Regions from separate parts of the Homo sapiens genome. Here region 2 is linked to region 1. Evidence: read pairs that join two places in POLR2A ChIA-PET (ENCODE). Cell type or tissue: Panc1. All regions are shown on one strand. Each heading gives the region's core, and the rest is flanking DNA. Links, peaks and the distances in the headings are about the cores only. Region 1 has its middle 160 kb from the start of FGF1. Region 2 overlaps NDFIP1 (Nedd4 family interacting protein 1).

What was found. ChIA-PET counts read pairs that join two places held together with the same protein. Peaks named below come from ENCODE experiments on the same cell type or tissue, not always from the same donor. Only the 100,000 strongest peaks of a DNase experiment are listed, where the experiment ranks them.
Region 2: POLR2A ChIA-PET joins it to region 1 with 5 read pairs; 6 of 35 experiments call an interaction of 5 or more read pairs at or near these places.

What each region holds. Positions count from the first base shown.
Region 1 is chr5:142,522,501-142,535,560 of GRCh38, forward strand. No RefSeq gene overlaps it. Among named protein-coding and RNA genes, the nearest start is that of FGF1, 160 kb to the right of the region's middle. RefSeq lists an enhancer at 610-1,111. In Panc1, for the core only: no CTCF peak of the experiment used is centred there; a DNase peak (open chromatin) is centred at 7,401.
Region 2 is chr5:142,132,964-142,143,475 of GRCh38, forward strand. It overlaps NDFIP1 (Nedd4 family interacting protein 1), which reads left to right. Exons shown (of 8, transcript NM_030571.4): 4 at 2,767-2,854; 5 at 4,771-4,895; 6 at 7,600-7,666. Among named protein-coding and RNA genes, the nearest start is that of NDFIP1, 29 kb to the left of the region's middle. In Panc1, for the core only: no CTCF peak of the experiment used is centred there; no DNase peak of the experiment used is centred there.

The DNA.
Region 1 (13,060 bases), core at 4,728-9,727:
AAATATACATGGGATGTTAAATGTAGAATCACTGAAATCAGTGACCATAAGTGCCTGTTCATAATCAGATAACAGTGGGATTTTGTTCTCATTGATAACTACATAATCTGTTTTTATCTGTTTTAAAAATAGCAAAATATAATTAGCTGGGTGTGGTAGCAGGTGCCTGTAGTCCCAGCTACTCGGGAGGCTGAGGCGGGAGAATGGCGTGAATCTGGGAGGCGGAGCTTGCAGTGAGCCGAGATCGTGTCACTGCACTCCAGCCTGGGCAACAGAGTGAGACTCCGTCTCAAAAAAAAAAAAAAAAAAAGCAAAATATATCCTTTCCCCCTCTTTGGGAACATACGAAGTAAGAAAAGGAAAGCCAAGAATAGGCAGGCTGCATTTGGATACAGTTATGTTCATACAGTCAAGACATAGTGGATTTTCCTTATTAGTATATAAACATGTTCTTGTAACTCCAACATTAAGCAAAGAAAACTTTCCTTGACCTAGATCCTCCTTCAGCCACTGCCCCTTTCTTTCCCCATTCACAGTGTAACTTCCATAAATACTCTCCATGGTCACCATCTTGACTCCCCACTGCCTTTCGTTTTCTCCTCAACCCACTCCATGTGGGCTTTTGACCCTCATTCACCCCTCACACACTGCCAAATCTGTTGTTTATTTGTTTGTTTGAGATAAGGTCTGTCTGTCACCCAGGCTGCTGTGCAGTGGTGCAATCACGGCTCACTGCAACTTCTGCCTCCTGGGCTCAAATGATCCTCCCACCTCAGCTTCCCGAGAAGTTGGAACCACAGGTGTGTGCCACCACTGCTGGTGAATTTTTTTTTTTTTTTTTTTTTGAGTCTCGCTCTCGCCCAAGCTGTAGTACAGTGGCGCCATCTCCGCTCACTGCAAGCTCCACCTCCTGGGTTCACGCCATTCTCCAGCCTCAGCCTCCCGAGTAGCTGGGACTACAGGCACCCGCTACCATGCCCGGCTAATTTTTTTGTATTTTTAGTAGAGACGGGGTTTCACCATGTTAGCCAGGATGGTCTCGATCTCCCGACCTCGTGATCCGCCTGCCTCGGCCTCCCAAAATGCTGGGATTACAGGCGTGAGCCACCGCGCCCGGCCTGCTGGTGAATTTTTGTATTTTTTTGTAGCGATGGGATTTTACCATGTTGCCCACACTGGTCTCAAAGTCCTGAGCTCAAGTCATCTGCCCGCCTCGGCCTCCCAAAGTGCTGGGATTACAGGCATGAGCCACCACGCCCAACCCCACACTGCTAAATCTAAAGGTTATTCTATATCTCATTTTTCTCAAATTCACAGCAGCATTCAGTTGACTTATCATTTCTTATTAAAGCATTTTTTTTTTTTTCTTGGAGGCTTTTCTCCTATCTTACTTGAAACTTCTACATTTTCTTTTGCTTTTTTTTCTTTTATTCAACTTTCAAATTTTGGCAAGTCCAAGAGCTTGTTCCTGAGACCACTTTTTTTCATCTTCACTTCCCTCAAGTAAGCTCATCTAATCCCATTTTGTTGTATACCACATATAAGCTAAAGCTCCCAATCTATACCTTTCACTCCAACCTCTGCTTTGAACTTCAGAGTCAAATATCTGGCCACGTACTTGCCATTTCTTCTTAAATATCTAATAGGAACCCTAAACTTAATATGTCTTATTACAGCCTACTGTCAACTTGCTTCTTCCTAAATTTTCTCCATTTCATTAAAAGACACCATTATCCACCTAAGTGCTCAGGAGTCATCCTAGGAGTCATCCCTAGGAGTCATCCTAGAGTTGTTCCTTCAGTCACTACATCTAATCCTTTAGCAGATACTGTTGACTTTACCTTTACATTTGAATCTGTCCACTTCTCTTCCTTCCTCCTGTTCCTACCGTAGTACAAGCTACCACCAACTTTCTTCTGGACTATTGCAATGGCCTCATCATTGGTTTCCGTGTTTCTCCCATTGATCCCTGCTACAATACATTCTCCCACATAGCAGCCAAAATTATCTCTTTAAAAAGTAAATAGGCCGGGCATGGTGGCTCATGCCTGTAATCCCAGCACTTTGGGAGGCCAGGGCAGGTGGATCACCCGAGGTCAGGAGTTCGAGACCAGCCTGGCCAACATGGTGAAACCCTGTCTCTACTAAAAATAATAATAATAAATAGAAGATCAAGAGAGATATGACAAAATGGTTCAGTCCATTACCGAGTAATTATAAATATTCATGCTCCTGATAATAGAACTTCGAAATATATGAAGCAAAAATAGAATTAAAGGGAGAAATAGACATAGCCAGATTTATTATTAGAAAACTTAACATTACTCTCTCAGCAACTGACAGAACTAGACAAAAATAGAAATAAAACCACATAAGATATGAATAACATCATCAACCATTTTGATGTAATTGATATTTATGCAACTGCAGAATGCACATTTTTCAAGTGCATATGGTACATTCATTAAGATAAATGGTATCTAAGCCAGAAAATAAATCTCAATAAATATATGAGGACTAAAGTTATACAGACTTTATTTTCTAACTACGGTGGAATCGAATAAGAAATTGGAAACATATCTAGAAAAACTCCAAGTATTGGGCCAGACGCGGTGGCTCACGCCTGTAATCCCAGCACTTTGGGAGGCTGAGGCGGGCAGATTACGAGGTCAGGAGATTGAGACCATCCTGGTTAACACAGTGAAACCCCGTCTCTACTAAAAAATAGGAAAAATTAGCTGGGCGTGGGGGGCGGGCGCCTGTAGTCACAGCTACTCAGGAGGCTGAGGCAGGAGAATGGCGTGAACCCGGGAGGCGGAGCTTGCAGTGAGCCGAGATCCCGCCACTGCACTCCAGCCTGGGCGACAGTGAGACTCCGTCTCAAAAAAAAAAATAACAATAATAATAATAAAGAAAAACTCTAAGTATTTGAAAAACAACACGTTTCTTATTGGCTTCTTCTATTCATCTGGGGCTCAGTGAAGCTTTCCATGACCACCAAGGTAAGGGAAAGTTGCCGGTGAAGTCCCGCTGTATCACTCTGCTGTACTTTGTTGTTGTACTATTCACAGATATTTTTTCTTTAGCCATTGTTTTAATGGTTTTCCCACTAACATGTGAGTTCTGAGGGGTAGGGACCTTGCCTTTATTATTCACTGCTAAAATGGTAGCTGAAACACAGTAAATGCTCAATAGCATTTCATTGAATGAATGAAGAGTGAATATGAATCCTCCACATTCCATCATAAGCTCATCTGGATGGTGATAATGAGAATGATGATAAGATCACTACCATAAAAATAATACTCTGCTGGTGTTGTTATTGCTCAGGCACTTTAAGTGCCTTATCTCATTTAGTCCTCACAATTGCCTGTGCAGTAGATCCTTCTGTTATCCCCGTTTTACAGAGGGAGAAGCTAAGATACAAGGAGGTGAAGTAGCCGATGCCATTTGGGTAGTAAAGAGTGAGCCAGGATTCAAATTCAGGTTGTCTAATTCCAGAACACTTGTTTTGAGTAACCGGTAGTGAATTCATGATGGGAGAAAGGAGGCTGGTGGTTATATATGCGTATTTGTAAGTGAGCCAGCATAAGCTCTGTCTAGTCTTAGAATCAAGGCTCTGGTCCTCTCTCTTGAAGCCACAACTGACTTTTAACTAAAAATATGGAAGAATCTCCTCAGTGTTAAGGTCAGTATTTTGTTTCTGTGGCATCAGTCCTGATAATGGCAGCATTTTAAACCAGTGGAGAAAGGATAGATTAGTCAATAAATGGTGTTGACAAACTAATATTTGGAAAAATAAAATTAGATTTTTACTTTACGTAATAAATATAAACAAATTCTAAAAGAATTAAGGATTTAAATTTGAAACATGAAACCATACACAAATATATTAGGAAAGAATATAGGTGAATATTGGCCAGGCTCGGTGGCTTATGCCTGTAATTCCAGCACTTTGGGAAGCCAAGGCAGGCAGATCATCTGAGGTCGGGAGTTTGAGACCCACCTGGCCAACATGGTGAAATCCCGTCTCTACTAAAAATACAAAAATTAGGCCGGGCGCGGTGGCTCACGCCTGTAATCTCAGCACTTTGGAAGGCCAAGATGGGCAGATCACGAGGTCAGGAGATCGAGACCATCCTGGCTAACATGGTGAAACCCTGTCTCTACTAAAAATACAAAAAAAAAAAAAAAAAAAAAAAATACAAAAATTAGCCGGGTGCGGTGGTGCATGCCTGTAATCCCAGCTACTGGGGAGGCTGAGGCAGGAGAATCACTTGAACCTGGAGGCAGAGGTTGCAGTAAGCTGAAATCATACCACTGCACTCCAGCCTGGGCAATAGAAAATGTCTCAAAAAATATATATATTTATATATATAACATATGTATGTGAATATTTAAGCTTGGATGGGAATGGCATTTCTAAGTGTGTTAGTATGTCCTAGCTGAATCTGAATCAGGAATTTGGGTGCCTTTTGGTGATCTGGTGAGCCAGCATAGACAGTGCAAGGTAGGATCTGGAGGGTTAGGAAGTAATTCCTTCACCTGTGTTTGGTTCAGCCCTTTCTCATTGCCTTTTGCAGCTGTTCCAGCCTTCCCTGGACTCAGCAGATGATTCATCCTAATGTCCAGAAGAAAAATAGACCAGGGTTTTAAAGTATAAAATAATAAATCTCATCATTTATCCTTCTCATGGTTTTCAGAGAAAGTAGTGTTCATCTTCTTGACCTAAGCCAATCCTTCTACAAGTACTTTAACATGTATTAATTTACAGTGAGAAATATTACTATGAAATACACAGGAATGCTCACATTAGCTCTTCAATGCATTCTCTCCCTGAAAGACAGTAATATGGGAAGCCAAATGATGACCTAAAGGTTTCCTTGTGGGCAAGGACCTATCCAAGCCAAGGGTGTGAATGGGACGCTCTTAATGCCTGGGGCAGAGTGTGACAGGCTCAGGATCTAAGACTGCTACAGGGGTTGTGTCCACCAGGACCTAGAGAAACACTCTACTGACTGGTGTTAACCAGTTTAAAAGAAAAATAATGGTTTGTTTCACAAAATCAATATATGTACATTGTTGAACCATTAGATAAGGAACATGAATTAATATAAATAACATTCATAATGCTTTATTTCAAAATATGCCATGGCAAATACCTTGTATATCCTTTCTAGGCAAATGCCGTATATACCTTTTCTAGCCTTTTTCTCTGCACATCTGTTAAACTGCTTAATCCCCTTCTAATTTGTTTCCTCCCCAAAAAGATGATTACCCTTATGAAAAATCACTCTAGGTAAACTGCCCGTATTGTTTGCCTCTCTAGCAGAGTTCAGCTTCTTATTTCAGCTTCTCTAACCATAAACAGTATGAGAAGACCTCTCTAGCTATAATTGTTTCACTTTTTCACTTCCTGCTTTTCAGAATTATTTCTTTGTAAAAACCCTTTGTATTGTAAACAAACAAAAAGCCAGAAACAGAAAATCTTACAAAACAAATATACAGTTTAATGAATTATTCTAAGGCAAACCCTTCCCAGGTCCACAAACATAACTGAGCTGCCTCCTCCAGAAGGTCCACCCTGGGCTCTGTCCAATCCTACTCCTTCCTTCCCCCAGAAAGTTCCTGCTGGCCCGACTTTAATCACTTCCTCATAGTTTAGAAAATAGTTTTATCACCCAAATATGTATTCCTATATACTACAGCTTGGTCTTTCCCTCTTAAAACAATTTCTTAAAAGATTCTTTAACAGATTTCTCACCATTCTTTTCTTTTCCTTAGAATTTATCTGTTGAGGCCAGGCACAGTGGCTCACGCCTGTAATCCCAGCACTTTGAGAGGCCAAGGCAAGGGGATCACCTGAGGCCAAGAGTTAGAGACCAGCCTGGCCAACATGGTGAAACCCCGTCTCTATTAAAATTACAAAAAATTAGCTGAGCATGGTGGCGGGTACCTGTAATCCTAGCTACTTGGGAGGCTGAGGCAGGAGAATTGCTTTAACCCCGGAGGCGGAGGCTGCAGTGAGCTGAGATTGCCCCTCTGCACTCCAGCCTGGGCAACAAGAGCGAAACTGCGTCTCAAAAAAAAAGAATTTATCTGTTGAAAAATTAGAGGTACTCAACCCGTAGAGTTGCCCACGGTCTGGAATTGGTCCATTTCGATCCCATGGTGCACTTCAGCGTGTTTGCCTATGTCCTTTTTATTTCCTGCAAATTGGCAACTGATTCAGAGGCTTGATCAGACTTATGGCTGATCCCTTGGGCAAGACTATAAATGGTACTGCATTTCTTCATCAGGTGGCACATCAAGTTTGCTTGTCTCTTTTTTTTTGTAATGTTAGTAGCTGTTGGTGCACATTGCCTCAGTCTTTTTGTTTGTTTGTTTGTTTGTTTTTTTGAGACGGAGTCTCACTCTGTTGCCCAGGCTAGAGCGCAGTGGTGCGATCTCAGCTCATTGCCAGCTCCGCCTCCTGGGTTCACACTTTACTCCTGCCTCAGCCTCCTGTGTAGCTGGGACTACAGGCGCCCGCCACCACGCCCGGCTGATTTTTTGTATTTTTAGTAGAGACGGGGTTTCACTGTGTTAGCCAGGATGGTCTCGATCTCCTGACCTCTTAATCCGCCCGCCTCGGCCTCCCAAAGTGCTGGGATTACAGGTGTGAGCCACCGCACCTGGCCGCCTCAGTCTTAATTCATTGGGGTTATAGGCTGCTGATGATTCTAGTTCTTTTTTCTCATTCATTCACTGGAATACTTTTTATTATAAAGAGGTGCTGTGCCTCATCTAATATTTGCTTACACAGTGGCACAATTCATATAGGAAAGGCAGAATAAATGCTTTCTCTTTATTCATCAAGTTTTTTCTTTTTTTCTTTTTTTTTTTGGAAACAGAGTCTGGCACTGTCGCCCAGGCTGGAGTGTAATGGCATGATCTCAGCTCACTGCAACCTCTGCCTCCCAGGTTGAAGTGATTCTCCTGCCTCAGCCTCCCGAGTAGCTGGGATTACAGGCGCCTGCCACCACGCCTGGCTAATTTTTTGTATTTTTAGTAGAGATGGGGTTTCACCATGTTGGCCAGGCTGGTCTCGAACTCCTGACCTCATGATCCACCCGCCTCAACCTCTCAAAGTGCTGGGATTACAGGCATGAGCCACCATGTCTGGCCTATACATCAATTTTTAAGATAATGAATTGATTCCCTGTCATCATCAAAAACTGACTTAAAAAAAAAACAAAACAAAACTATGAACTCATGGAGGTGTCTCATCATTAGGGAGGTGAGTCAGGTTGTTCAACAAGACCAAGGCTGTGGAGTCAGCCAGTGTTACTTCCTCTACATTCCATTGTTGAAAGCAAGTCCAGACACAAAGAGTGGAAGGATAGACTCCAGCTTTTGATGTAAGGAGCTGCAGAGTATTTGCCACCATTATTTAATCTGTAATATCTAGTTTTGCTGTAAATGCTTCCATGCTTTTTTGGTTTTCTGTTTCAGTGTGAGAATTCGAAGAGATTCAAAGACTATATCACCACCATGGTCTTGCCAGAATCTGCCCTCTGAGTCATTTCTTAATCTACTGATTATCTGTAGAACCAGCCTTATATAAACAAGGAAGCATCTAGCAGGTGAGGTGGCCACAACTTCTGCTCCTGATCCTCATGCGTGGCAGGCTTTGCCTCCATACTACTTGCATTACCTTGTAGACCTCCACGAAAGCCTCGAGTCCTTGTGCTTTCAGGCCCAGAAGGCCTTCTGGGTGCTCAAATGGTCCCTTCCATGCTCATTGTGCTAGGGCCACACTATGTTCCTAACAGAACTGTCCCTACTTCATGGGCACTCAGATCTGGTCCCTGGGGCCAGAAGCCTCTTACCATAACCTGTGTCCATTTCAGTCAATATCTACCATTAACTCCTTCCTGCCACCTCACCTCCTGAAGGCCTGTTTACCTGCAGACAAATAAAATCCCAAACTATATATTTGCTCCCAACCCACACTGGCTGTACGAGCCTGCCCAGTTCCAAACAGAGCCAAACTCTGAGTCCCAGTTCAGGCTCAACTGGGACATCCTAATACACGTAGAAAAACCATCCCCATCCAAGATCATATTACTATTTCCCTATATACTTTTCTGATAGCTTCATATATTATTTCATGTCATTGATTTACATTTAAACCCTAATCCATTTGGAATTTGTCTTAGTGTATTATAAGAAGTAAGAATCTAAGTTTTCCTCTAAATGAGTTGTCAGATATATTTAGACTGCTTGTTGACTAAACTGTCTTCCCCAACTGATTTGAAATCATATCCCTATTTCATTTACTGAATGCTTAGACACACACACAGTGTACTCTCTCTCTCACACACACACACACACGCACACATACACACACTTGTGTCCACCTCTGCAGCTCTCACTGTGACGTGGGCTCTGAACTTCTGAGCCTCCCGATGGCTGCCCCCAAGCACCACGTGTCACGCCATTACCCTTGCCACAAAATGGATTATGCATGTTACTCTTGTGAAGATAAGTCTCTCTGATTAGAGAAGACTGATCATATACCTTCACTCCATCTTCAAGGAAGGCCAGGAATGTGGGGCAGCAGCTTCTCTGAGAAGTAGGACTTAATGAGGTAAGTAAGCAATGTCCCAGACTTGGAAACACCCAGAAGTTACTTACACTTAAAAGGACAGCTGTCCAGCAGATACATTTATTACATGGGCTTTAGGAAGTCAGCTGGACCTTATCATACAAGTGTGTGTCTTAAAGCTGAGAGACCTCTCTGAATCCAGACCTTGAATTAATAGTCACTAACACTCACTCCATGCCAGGCCTTGTGCTAAGCTCTTTACACACATTTTCCATTAGACCTCACAACAATCTTATGAAGTGTCTACTGTCATCTCCAGTATGTATTATTATCCCCATCTCACAACTGAGGAAACCAAGGCACAGAGAGGAAGTATCATGTTCTATATCATTCAGGTAGTAAGCAATAGGCATGGACTTGAACCCAGTGGGCTGCGCATCGTTCTGCCTTTGACAAAGCCGTTTATTGTGTTGAAGACCAAATCCTGGTGCTGGGACACCACTACACTTTCCTCAGTTCAGAACTCAGTTCTGATGCCAAAACCAAAGAGAATTTTACAGGAAAATAAGGTCAACCAGATTTGAAAGAATCATCATGCATAGTTCTCTTAATGTTTTCTGAGATGAACGGGTTTCAGTACAAGGATGTTTTATTATCTTTGTTAAAATGGAAGTGTTGTCCAGGCGCGATGGCTCATGCCTGTAATCCCGGCACTTTGGGAGGCCGAGGTGGGCGGATCACCTGAGGTCAGGAGTTGAAGACCAGCCTGGCCAACATGGTGAAACCCCGTCTCTACTAAAAATACAAAAATTAGCCAGGTGTGGTGGACATCTGTAATCCCAGCTACTCTGGAGGCTGAGGCAGGAGAATCACCTGAACCCAGGAGGCGGAGCTTGCAGTGAGCCAAGATTACGCCACTGCACTCCAGCCTGGGTGACAGAGTGAGAGCCCGTCTCAAAAAAAAAAAAAAAAAAGGAAGTGTTGAACATTCTTGTTGGTTTTGTCCTTCTTTACCCTGTTATACTGGGAATTGTGTCCCGAAGGAATAATGTCACATGAACTTAGTTCCCAGGCCCCAACTTCAGGGTCACTGTAGAGTTCTGGAAACCTTTGTAGAACAGTTCCTGTTCTCACCCCTTCATATGCATTCTTTCAGTTTTTCCAGACAGAATCAGCGGCCAATTTGGAGACACAAATACTTAAAACAATCCCACTTCCTACCTTGCCATAAATACATGAGCATAAGCTCTGGTTGTGAAATTCAATGCTTATTTGGCTCAAGGTTAAATTGTAAAGGAGCTTTAAGGGCCCCATTTAGGATGGAGATAAATGCACAAATGAAAATGCACATAACTCGGGGAACACACGCAATTAATGATGGCCACTGGAATACCCTGCCTCCTTGGGCCAGCAGCTCTCCTGTTTTGGAACTGCTTAGATAAAATTGGCGGGAGCCAGGAAGGAGGGGACGCTGTTGCTTCAGTGCAAGATGACAACTGAAACCAGGAGGGAAGTAAGTGGGAGGAGAGGCTAGAGCAGAGGGCCATAATTTCATTATGAATTCCTGCCTATTCTGAGCAATTGTCCCCAAATCTGTCATTGAAAGTGCAGTTTCCTCTATGAAAACTGTCTTTCCAAGAACCTTGGGAAAGATTATGAGAACAGGAAGTAGGGTATCCAATTCTTGTTGGTAATGAACTTTATTCTGTATTTGTTATTTATGAATTCTGTGTGCTGTTCAGTCTTGTCTGGTAATAAAGTTAGTATTACTTTTTATTCCTTCATTTGTCCAGCAGACACCTGCTGATGGCTCACTGTGTGCCAAGTGCTGTGCTGGGCACCAGGCATATTGAACGGGTCCTGGTTACTGCCCTCTGGTGCTTACGCTCCATCAAGAGAAGTAGACAGGAAGCATCTAATCACAGACAGAAGTTTCATACTTATCAGGGTGATGTGTGCTATCAAGAGTCAAAGGATGTGATGAGAGCAGGCAACAGAAGTGACATTTGAGCTGAAACTAAGGACAAATAGGAGAAAAGTCGGCAAAAAGATAAGGGAGAGAGAAATAGGGAAAAAAAGCGATCAAATGCCAGAAATGGGGCTGAAAAGATGTAGAAGTGGTTTCTAAGCATGGGTTTATCATCTCTTTTCTCATCTTTGCATCAACTACATGAGTTTTTCCAAGCGTGGTCTGTGAGTCTCTTGCATCAGAATTCCCTGGAAGTACAGTCAGTCCTCTGTGTCCACCAGTTCTGCATCTGCAGATTCAACCCACTGTGGATAGAAAATATTGGAGGCTGGGTACAGTGGCTCATGCCTATAACCCCAGCACTTTGGGAGGCCGAGGTGGGTGGATTACTTGAGGTCAGGAGTTTGAGACCAGCCTGGCCAAGATGGTGAAACCCTGTCTGTACTAAAAAATACAAAAATTAGCTGGGCATGGTGGCGCACGTCTGTAAATCCCAGCTACTCAGGAGACTGAGGCAGGAGAATCACTTGAACCTGGGAGACGAAGGTTGCTGTGAGCCAAGATCGTGCCATTGCACTCTAGCCTGGGCAACAAGAGCAAGACTCTATCTCAAAAAAAGAAAAAGAAAATATTCGGAAAAAAACCCAAAACAATAAAAGTATATATAATAATAATAAGTACAAGTAAAAAATGGTGTAACTATTTATATATCATTACCATTGTATTAAGTATTATGAGTAATCTAGAGATGATGTATATGGGAGGATGTGCCTAAGTTATATGCAAATACTAAGCCATTTTACACAAGGGACTTTGAGCATCCTCAGATTTTGGTATCTGGGGTCCTGGAACTAATCCCCCACGGATACCAAGGCACTGCTGTATGTTAAAAAATCAGGGCTGGGTGCGGTGGCTCACACCTGTAATCCCAGCATTTTGGGAGGCCGAAGCAGGTGGATCATTTGAGGTCAGGAGTTCCAGACCACCCTGACCAACATGGTGAAACCCCATCTCTACTAAAAAAATACAAAATTAGCCGGGTGTGGTGGCACACACCTGTAATCCCAGCTACTTGGGAGGCTGAGGCAGGAGAATTGCTTGAACCCAGGAGGCGGGGGTTGCAGTGAGCCGAGATCACGCCATTGCACTCCAGCCTGGGCAACAAGAGCGAAACTCCATCTCAAAAAAAAAAAAAGAAAAAATTCAGATTCCTGGGCTCCACACCAGGCCACTAAATCACAATCTCTAAGAGTAGGACCCAATAATCTGCACTTTAAACTCAGCCCACACCCCTCCGCTTAGGTAATTATTTTACATACTCAGTTTGATTTGAGAGCCACTTCTTGTATTAGAGATTTATAATTTCTGCCAAGACTACTGTTTATGTAATACCATTTGATCCCCACAGTAACCTTATATGGAATACAGGTATAGGATATATCATCATTCCACTCTTACAGATGATGTAGCTGAGGCCTGGAAAAGTGAAGGGATTTACTCATTCATGTGCCTTCTGCCCTCCTCACACCAGCAGGCTCTGCCTCTAAGTTAGATTATAAAATAATCCCACTCACTTTACAAATATGATGTCATATACCCAGGCATAGTTAGCTTGAAGGCATACTTCTATTTCCTTTACAGTGTTTGTTTTTGGCATAATATTACCTAGTAGTTCAGCAGGTTTAAAGTCAGAAAGACCTGGAATTGAGTCCCAGTTCCGCCATTTACGAGCTGTGTGACCTTGTGACCTTGAATAGGGTACTCACCTCTCTGTACTTCAGTTATTTCATTTGTCAAATAAGGATGAATAATAATGCCTACATCACTGAGTTGTTACAGAGACTAAGTACTGCATGCAAATACCATGTACAGAGTTTTTTGAGCACTTGGTAAATACTAAAAAAAATTGGCAACTATTTTACCTATAACATTTAGGACACATTGAAGATGTAGTAAGTGTTACTTACTAATTGAAACCCAGATAAGTATCACAAGAGAGGTTACACATGGAAGGCTTAAATAAATGCTATAAGTCATTCAGGCAAAGACATGTAAGAAAACCCAGTATCAAACCCAGTATCAATGAGCACATCTAGTATCCTGATTTTGGTATCTAAATACCATTTCTCACAAAGCCAAGCTAGGCCTCCTTGGAGAAATATTGATTTAAGGTCTGAAGAAGGGAAAGTACAAAGTGAGTCTGAAACATTTTGTGGCCAAGTGCTGTGTCTGACACCTGTAGTCCCAGCACTTTGGGAGGCTGAGGCAGGTGGATCACTTGATTCCAGAAGTTCGAGACCAGCCTCAGCAACATGGTGAAACCCCATCTCTATAAAAAATACAAATATCAGCCCCATGTGGTGGTGTGTGCCTATAGTCCTAGCTACTTGGGAGGTTGAGGTAGGAGGATCTCTTGAGCACGGGAGGCTGATGTTGCAGTAAGCCAAGACCACACCACTGCACTCCAGCCTGGGTGACAGAGGGAGACCCCATCTCAAACA
Region 2 (10,512 bases), core at 2,941-7,940, 390 kb before region 1:
GATGAAGGTAGGGCATTGTGGGAGAATGGAAGCAGGATAAGTCCCCAGAAATGCGGGGACCATCAGGCCTCTAGGCTCTATTCTAGCAAGTAACTGGAGTGAGTGATGAGCAAGTACAGAAGCCTAGTCTGGGCAGTGTGATGGCATAGGCCCAGATGTTCCCCTCTTGGCTTTAAGATAGTAGACAGTTTGCAGACCACACCTACTGTGAGGAGCGAAGCTCCTAAAATCATTGCTTGGTAGAAATAGTTTATGAGCCCAATCTAGGATGATCCTAAATGGCGATGATGTGCATTCAGTTCTTACAGGTACCAGGGAGAAACTAAAAACCCTAGTGTCTAAGGGCAAGACCATCATAATGTAACTGCCGTATATTGGAAGCAAACCACATGCTTGGTACTGTGCTTGATGCTTTTATATATTTTGTATATTGTTTCCAATCTTCATAGTAACCTTGAAAGGTAGAGATTATATTATCTCCATTTTACAGATGTGAAAATTTAGGTCCAGAGAGAAAAAGTAATTTTCCCAAAGTCATATGACTGATAAGTAGCAGAAGTGAAAGTCAAACCCAGATATTCTAGAATCCAAAGTCCTTGTTTGTTTCACTGTACTCTGCAGATCTGTTGCAATATATGGTAAATAGATCAGTATGGAAATTAGCTCTGATTAATCACATAACTCTTCAGAATACTTTCATTTGATACAAGTACATATTTAGGAACTTCTTAAAGGGCTCTAGTATTCAGCAGACATGTATAAAGCACTTTTTAAATATAAGATGCAGTATATTTTACAGTGGATAGGTAAAAAGCTTTGTATAAGGCAGTGTTCCTCATTGTTATTCAAAAGCCTAAAATCCAACTAGGGTAAAGGGCCCACAAATACTGATAACTAAGACACATAAGAGCAGTGGGCATCAAGAACTGAAACTTTTTACTGGGTGATCATAGGGGAAAATGAGATTTGATGTGGGCCCGGAGTTTTGATGGGTAAGAACATTCCAGAGGGAAAAAGGCACAGAAAGCAGGTGTGAATTCAGCCAGGTGAAGGCAGTTCTGTGGATGTAGTAATTGGCTTTGTATGAGCAAGAGTTTGTGAAGGGAGATAGAAAGTCCTGACTACAACTGTTGTTTATAGAATCTTTGGAATGTTAGATGGGCGTATTTAAACTTCATATGTAGCTTTTAGAGAATCCTTCAGAGTTTTTGAGCAGGGGTATGAGAGGACTTGTGTGGTGTTTTGGAAACATTAACTTGGCAGCAATTTCTAGGATGCATCATGGTAGAAGAGATACCAAGAGGACAGGAAGAACAGTTAGAAGGTGTTCGTAATATTATTAGATGTTACTTCCATATATTTTTTGGAGTATATCTTTGAATAGTTATGCAAAAAACAATTAGCTTTTAATTTTGGCAAAACCTTATTCTGCTGATACGAAGTAAGAATACTAGGTATTTAATGTTTTAAAAAATTAATTATAAAAATTCGTTTTTATAGAAATTTCAAACAATAGAGGAAGTATGTTAAGTTAGAAAAGGAAGCTGCCATTGCCACCGACTTCCCTTTCTCTAGTTCCCACTCCCCAGGGGAACCACTGTTAACAATTTGGGTCTTCCAGACCCTTTTCTGTGTACAACAAGTTTTGATATTCCCTAAAATATTTTTCATTTAAGGAGCCCTCATTGAACTGTGTACAAATCTATCACTTTTAAGTATATATTCAATTATTTTTAAATATCTCAACACACACCTATATCAGTTAAAAAGATAGCCCACATGTGTTGGTATTGTTCATGATCATGTTATTTCTAGTTTTGCAATATTACGTTATCAAGTTAGGATGGAAAAGATCTTATCTGCTGATAAGGTTAGAAGTGAGATTTAGATCTGTATACCAATACAAATACATGCTTATGGAGTTGAGCAGTGGGCAGTTCTGTGGACTATTCATGTATGATCGTACTATTCTTTTTTCCCCTATATCAGCCTCGTAAAGCACTTGAGCTGGTTGATTTTATCTTTTTTTTTTTGAGACGGAGTCTCACTCTGTTGCCCAGGCTGGAGTGCAGTGGTGGGATCTTGGCTCACTGCAAGCTCTGCCTCCCGGGTTCATGCCATTCTCCTGCCTTAGCCTCCCGAGTAGCTGGGACTACAGGTGCCCGCCACCACTCCCGGCTAATTTTTTTGTATTTTTAGTAGAGACGGGTTTCACCATGTTAGCCAGGATGGTCTCGATCTCCTGACCTCGTGATCTGCCTGCCTTGGCCTCCCAAAGTGCTGGGATTACAGGCATGAGCCACTGCACCTGGCTGATTTTATCTCTAATTACTAATATTTTAGGTCCTAAACAGGTCCTCGATTACTGATATTCTAGAATTTAAACCAAATGTGTAAGTAAATTTTGTCTTTTGTCTTTTCTTGAGGTATATTTTTTTAAAGGAAGAGTAAATAGTTCTTTGTGAACTATTCTTGAAGTGTATTGTTTTTGAAGTGTATTAAATTTTTGAAGTGTATTGTTAAAGAACTTGGGTTATAAGATGAAAATTTCATTTAGAACACTGGGGATAGAAGAAAGATTTGCTTCTTTTCTAATTATATATTAATAATGCAAAATGGAATTTTAAACACACATTGAGCCTTTAATGCTCATAATTTTGAACTGAACCAAAGCAATAACTTTTTTCCTTGCTACTCAAATTTAACCCTTCATTTTTCTTTATGTCTTCCCTTTGCCTAGAAATAATTCTTTTTCTTTTCATTTAGGATGAGGATTTTGTGGGTCGGGATGATTTTGATGATGCTGACCAGCTGAGGATAGGAAATGATGGGATTTTCATGTTAACTTTTTTCAGTAAGTATGTATGCATATCAGAACCACCCCCTACAAACTAGAGTGCTTTGGATTATGGGTGAATCTGACTGAATTAAAATAACTAGTTGAGCTAATATATTAATACATTATGTTTATTTGGTGCCTTTTACTGGAATATTCAAAGCTTAATATACCTTTGTTTTAATATCCCTTCTCTTTGCCTTCTATTTTCATGAATATCTGTGGAAAATATAATTAAAGCAGTTATGAGGATGCTGCATTTTTACATGAGCTAAGCCTCATCTTCCAGGTCTACGGGGCCCTTTTGCGTTGCTTCTACTCATACTTAATCTGTAGAATAGGAATTAAATGCCTTTGATGAATTTTGCTCTGAAAGCTTCTTTTTTCTGACAGATCAAAGTCAGCCTGATTTTCTCCCTTCATGTTACTTGCCATTTATCTTTTTGTGTGCCTCACATAGAAGTGAGCAACCATTTCCTTTATTTGTTGTATTAGAAAGATAAGAAAATGCAATGCTTTTAGAGGTGATGTTATATAAGTTGTCAAAATTCAGAGAACAGGAGGATGAGTGACTTGAATCAGATTATTTGGGGGCACTTATTTAATGTTGAAGGCATTTATTTTATTTACTGGACTATATATATATAACACACACAGTAAAAAGCAGAGGTCAGGCTGGGCATGGTGGCTCATGCCTATAATCCCAGCACTTTGGGAGGCCGAGGCAGGCAGATGCCCTGAGGTCAGGAGTTCGAGACCAGCCTGGCCACCATGGTGAAACCCCATCTCTACTAAAAATACAAAAATTAGCTGGGTGTGGTGGCAGGCACCTGTAATCCCAGCTACTCAGGAGGCTGAGGCAGGAGAATCGATTGAACCCGGGAGGCAGAGGTTGCCGTGAGGTGAGATCGCACCATTGCACTCTAGCCTGGGGGACAAGAGTGAGACTTCGTCTCAAAAAAAAAAAAAAAAAAAGAGGTCAAAGGCTGGGCACAGTGGCTCATGCCTGTAATCCCAGCACTTTGGAAGGCTGAGGTGGGCGAATCACCTGGGGCTAGAGGTTCAAGACCAACCTGGCCAACATGGAGAAACCCCATCTCTACTAAAAACAAAAATTAGCCGTTAGCCGGGCCTGGCGGTGCACGCCTATAGTCCCAGCCACTCGGGAGGCTGAGGCAGGAGAATCACTTGAACCTGGGAGGCAGAGATTGCAGTGAGCCAAGGTCGTGCTACTGCACTCCAGCCTGGGTGACAGAGTGAGACTCAGTCTCAAAAAAAAAAAAAAAAAAAAAAGCAGAGGTTGTAAGTATACAGTTTGGTGAATGTTAAGGTTTGCTTTTTGCTGTTTTTTGTTTTTTTTGCTTTTTCCTTTTGAGACAAGGTCTTGCTCTGTTGCCCAGGCTGAATTTGGAGTGCAGTGGTGTGATCACTTCTCAGTGTACCCTTGACTTCCTGGGCTCAAGTGATCCCCCCACCTCAGCCTCCCAAGTAGCTGGGACTTGCAGGTGTGCACCACTGTGCCCGGCTTTTGTTTGTTTGTTTGTTTGTTTTGTTTTTTTCAGTTTTTGTAGAGATGGGTCTCACTGTGGTGCTCAGGCTGGTCTCAAACTGCTGGGCTCGGGATCCTCCAACGTTGGCCTCCCAAAGTGCTAGGATTACAGATGTGAGCTATTGTGCTCAGCCTATTAAGGCGTTTTTGAAAGTGACTAGCAGTAGACATAAGTGTGTAAAACCTGATAGGGAGGAGTTTTTCTTGTTTGCTTTTTGGGGAAAGACAGAAGAATGGATGTTTTAGAGGAGGTATGGTGACGGTTGTGGAGGACAGGCTGTCTTTTATCCTTTGGAAAGTCATTTAAACAGAGGCAGGTGTAAGGCACTCTTGTTCTTGGGTAACAGGACATGTCTAACATCTTTCCCCTCCTCTGCTTTTGCAGTGGCATTCCTCTTTAACTGGATTGGGTTTTTCCTGTCTTTTTGCCTGACCACTTCAGCTGCAGGAAGGTATGGGGCCATTTCAGGATTTGGTCTCTCTCTAATTAAATGGATCCTGATTGTCAGGGTAAGTTGTATAACAGAAAAGATGGGCTCTACAGAGAGGCAATAATCAGAATATTTTTGAATATTCGATTTTTCATTTGCTTTTTTAAAAGTTATTTCAGTGTGTTAAATGATTTTTGGTTTGTCTGTGGTTTCATGATGAAGCTGAACCAAAATCATTTGCAAATGGTTCATGCACACAAGTTTTGTTGTCAAATCTATTGAAAACTGGTCTATCATTAATATTGTTCACCATCTGCTTTGTTTGTTTTTAATGTTTATAATATGATAATGTATATGTTCTGAAATTAGTTGTTTTTATAATAAAAGGAAGGATATTACCCCTTTGATATCTCATCAAAAGCAGCCATTCCTCTCATTAATTCTGTTACAGTTTTAATCTAGCTCTCTTCTTCCTTCTTTTCTTTTCTCCTTCTCTTCCCCTCTCCCTTCCAGGATTGCTTATGCCAAAATGTTTGGGGAGCCAAAACTGTTTAACAAGTATTGCTCCATTAGGAGCCTACCTCTCAAGTAAATTACAGAGATGTATGTCTTTAGTGACTTCAGAGTTACCAGTTAGTTAAATTTGCATGAAGTAATTTACAGTTGTAAAAGATCTAGGCTTTTAAAGTATCCTCTGATTTCAGATAAATTTATTGCTATCGTCAACCTTATAAACAAAACCAATTTATCCGTCATAAATTGGCATACTTAACTAACTAATGGGTGTTGCTTGACCACTGTAGTTTTTCTACGTAGTGCCACCTTATTTATTATAAAACATTTGTTAACGTTTTTAGGGTTCCAGAATCCTTTGGGAATCTGATGAAAGTTGTAAGCTTTTCCCCCACATAGCTAATATGTACTCATCTATAATAATGGACTTTAGGTTAAGAACTCGAGCCCTAAAGAGGTTTTCATTCCTTCCCTAAATTTTAATTGTTACTTTATTAACAAAGAAAATACTATATTTTACTTTTCGAACTACATTAAACTCTTGGACACCAAAGCCTCCAAGGAAAAGAGAAATAAAATTAATTCCAGTCTTTTTTTTTTTTCAAACTAAATTTTCAACTGCATTTAAAAAGTGAATCAAATGGGCCGGGTGCGGTGGCTCACGCCTGTAATCCCAGCACTTTGGGAGGCCGAGGCGGACAGATCACGAAGTCAGGAGATCGAGACCATCCTGGCTAACATGGTGAAACCCCGTCTCTACTAAAAAAATACAAAAAAAATAGCCAGACATGGTAGCGGGGGCCTGTAGTCCCAGCTACTCGGGAGGCTGAGGAAGGAGAATGGCGTGAACCCAGGAGGTGGAGCTTACAGTGAGCCGAGATCGTGCCACTGCACTCCAGCCTGGGCGACAGAGCGAGACTCCTTCTCAAAAAAAAAAAAAAAGTTAAATGAATTAACTTGTATCAGGTAGGATGCTTTTGACTGTGAGTAACAAAAACCTAGCTCAAAATGGCTTAGAAAAAAATTTTTAATTGTTTTTTTAAACGGGGAAATTTTATTTCCCCTGAAAACAAGTCCCTGACAAGGTTAGTTAAGTCAGTGGTTCTTTGACATCATCAAGGACAGCTGACATATCAGCATATTGGCACAGGTCCCCCCTCCCCTCAGGGTTAAAAGATGGCAGTTTCACGTATCAGTATTACATTGAAACACGACAGTGCTCAAGAGAAGAAAAAGAACTATTTAAAAAAAAATTTTCTACCACCTTTAGAAAGAACTGTTTTTTTCTTTGAGAAGCAAGGAAAGCTTCTCAGAAGCCCTCAATTTCCACTGGTCAGAATGGCATCCTGTGCCCATTCCTAAACCAGCAAGGGAAGGGGATTACCCTGGTATACATGATAAAGCTTCCAAAGTCAAGACAAGGCTGGAGGAGTAGGAAGAAAATCAGGCCTCATTAGAAAGAAGGCAATGGTATCATCTACTCAGGAGGCTGAGGTGAGAGGATTGCTTGAGCCCAGGAGTTCAAATGCAGCCTGGACAACATAGTGAGATCCTGTCTCTTAAAATTAATAATAATAATAATTGCTTTTGGCACTGAATAGGCAAAGTAAAACGATCATTATTGAAACACATTTCTAGAAGAGCAAATATTATGTGGGGAAAATGTTTTCTAAAAAAACCAATTTTTGTATACTTTCAAAATAAGGAGTTAATAAAGCTAAAAGCTGTCATATTTAACAATTGCTTTTCCTTGAAAGGAAATAGATTTGCATTTATTGTAACCATTTCAAGCTAGTAATATGTAAAATACTTTCACTTATATTTTAAAATTATTCTAAAGGCTAAGTGATGGCATTGGTAGAACAAATAAGTCTTGCTGGTCACGGTAGCTCACGCCTGTAATCCCAGCACTTTGGGAGGCTGATGTGGGTGGATCACCTGAGGTAGGGAGTTTGAGACCGGCTTGACCAACATGGAGAAACCCCATCTCTACTAAAAATATAAAGTTAGCCAGGCATGGTGGTATATGCCTGTAATCCCAGCTACTCGGGAGGCTGAGGCAGGAGAATCGCTTGAACCTGAGAGGCAGAGGTTGCAGTGAGCCGAGATCACGCCATTGCACTTCAGCCTGGGCAACAAGAGCGAAACTCCGTCTCAAAAAAAAAAAAAAAAAGAATAAGTCTTGCATTTTGTGATTTTGTGTACCCTTAAGTTAAAATGAGAAATTGTGTCTGTTAAGCTGCTATAAAGTGTTTTGCCTTATTTTTTAGTTTTCCACCTATTTCCCTGGATATTTTGATGGTCAGTACTGGCTCTGGTGGGTGTTCCTTGTTTTAGGTAAGTGTTTTTAATGTAAGAAAAGGCAAGAAAACATTACATTAAATTTTATAAGTAAAATTACTTGTAGTAAATGTTCATCTTGATTACTGTATAGTAATATATTAACAATTAATAATAAACATTTTTAAAATGTTGCTTTCTTAAAAATAGTCTTTCGTTACCATCAGAGTAACATGCACGTTAATAAAAAGTTTCTTTGTGGTTGTAGGTTCTTCCTAACCTATACATATATTCTTCTCCCCCATGTGATAAATGGGGTATGCTGATGACTCTGTAGTCTGTCAGTTTTTTTCCCCTTGTGAGCTATTGCCACACAGCATTCACAGACTCAAACCAGAATTGCTTATACGCTTACTGCAGCCAGTTGAACTAACTCATAAGTGCAGGTGGCCCATCTTTGGTGGGTCTGTCAGTAGAAAACAGAAAATATGTAACCTCGCTAGACATAACTTCTGAAAGAACCACCATTGGATTTCCAGAATGCTTTAGTTTACCGTTGGTGAGAATAAGAACTATTTTACAATAGGCAAGAGGACTTTTTTTTTTTTTTTTTTTTTTTTTTTTACAGAGTCTTGCTCTGTCGCACAGGCTGGAGTGCAGTGGCGTGATCTCGGCTCACTGCAAGCTCCACCTCCCGGGTTCACACCATTCTCCTGCCTCAGCCTCCCGAGTAGCTGGGACTACAGGCACCTGCCACCACGCCCGGCTAATTTTTTTGTATTTTTAGTAGAGACGGGGTTTTACCGTGTTGGCCAGGATGGTCTCGATCTCCTGACTTTGTGATCCGCCCGCCTCGGCCTCCCAAAGTGCTGGGATTACAGGCCTGAGCCACCATGCCTGGCCTGGATTATATTTTTTACTCTAAATATTTATTTTTAAATACTTTTTTCCTAGACATTAAAACAAAGAGATGAACATTGGAGTAAATTATTTCAATGTTGGCTTCTTGATTATATGTAAAGAAAATATATATGATACAGTTAGAGAGACCACCATCACTTCTGTCATTTCTACAAAAGAATAACAGGGCCATCTTGTGGCTATTAAAGATGGTGTGATTGCCTCACTGTGCTTCTGTGACATCAGTTTCTCCTATGTCCTGTTTTGCTTCTTGTTGCCCCCTTAATTAAGATCCTTGGTGGTGGTTCTGCTAATGGTTCTGGCTAGGACATCCTGGCACCCATGCCTGGCAGGTGTTTAATAAATTGAGGACCTGGGCCAGGCATGGTGGCTCACGCCTGTAATCCCAGCATTTTGGGAGACTGAGTCAGGAGGATTTCACCTTGAGGCCAGGATTTTAAGACCAGCCTGGGCAACATAGCAAGACCTCGTCTCTACAAAAAAATTTTTTTAAATTAACCAAGCATGGTGGTTTGTGCCTGTAGTCCTAGCTACTTGGGAGACTGAGCCAGGAGGACCCCTTGAGCCCAGGAGTTGGAGCCTGCAGTGAACTATGATGGCGTCACTGCACTTCAGCTTGGGTGACAGCAAGACAGTGTCTCTAAAAACAAAACAAAACAGTTCAGGACCTGTTTTGCCAAAACTGACAGAGCCTTGCATTGCTGACCCTACATTTTACTTAGAAAACATAAATCATTCATCGCACCATCTACCACCTCCTCAACAGCATCATGTACTCTATGATTGGTCATTAGAATTCTAAGGAAAGAGAAATAGTAATTTTTTTTCCTCTATTGATTATTGAGAACTTCAGTAATAAAAATGACCAACAGGAGAATAATTTAGAAGAAATAGTTCCTTGGCTTGCTTATTTTCTAAACTGTACCTTTAAGAGAAAGGCTGACCACCCGTGTTTCCCCAAGTCAAATCCTGAATGGACCAAAGAGGAGCCCTTAAGCGTATGTTCAGATTGATTGCTTATGGCATAAATAATTTAAAGAAATTTAATGGATTGATTCCCTTTTAAAGTTTCATGGGAGGAGGTTTTATAATCCTTCATCATTGATCATTCTTGCTATGTACCATTTGCTTGTAAGCAAAAAATAAGAGTTTGGCCCGGCGTGGTGGCTCATGCCTGTAATCCCAGCACTTTGGGAGGCCGAGGCAGGCAGATAACTTGAGGTCAGGAGTTCGAGACCAGCATGGCCACCGTGGTGAAACCCCGTCTCTACTAAAAATACAAAAATTAGCTGGCTGTGGTTGCTCATGCCTATGATCCCAGCTACTTGGGAGGAGAATGGCTTGAACCCGAGAGACGGAGGTTGCGGTGAGCTGAGATCGTGCCACTGCACTCCAGCCTGGGTAACAGAGCAAGATTCCATCTCAAAAAAAAAAAAAAAAAAAAAAAATATATATATATATATATATATATATATTAATAAGAGTTTGGATACACTTATGAGCATTTGTGCCCAATATTCGGGTCATTTTGGGAACTTCCCTTTTGAAGAGAACCAGTTTAATGGTGTTTTGTCTTGCAGAGCTCTGTGCAGAGCTCCCAAGCTGGCTGCTCTTGAGCTATAGTTAGCCTATAGTTTATTTGTTCCACAGTTATTTTTCAAGTTTTTTTAAATTAGTTGCCAACATTTTAAAAATCAAAATTATTTCACATAAAACGCCTGAATGTTTTTACTTTTCTTGAAAGTTGGAATATCAAGAAAAGCTAGCCTACATTTCACATGGCACCCTTTGGCTGGAGCTGAGTTGTTGCTGTCTCCTCCATACAGGTCATGTGCCTTCCAGTTCAGTAAGATCCCACCACCATACCCCAACTTAGTATTTGAAGGGGTAACCCCTGCTCAATAGTCACTTGTTGCTTTGGGTCCCAAACAGAATGATGTTCCCCAAGCTCAGAGCTGACAGCTCTTGGTTACTGCTAAAAA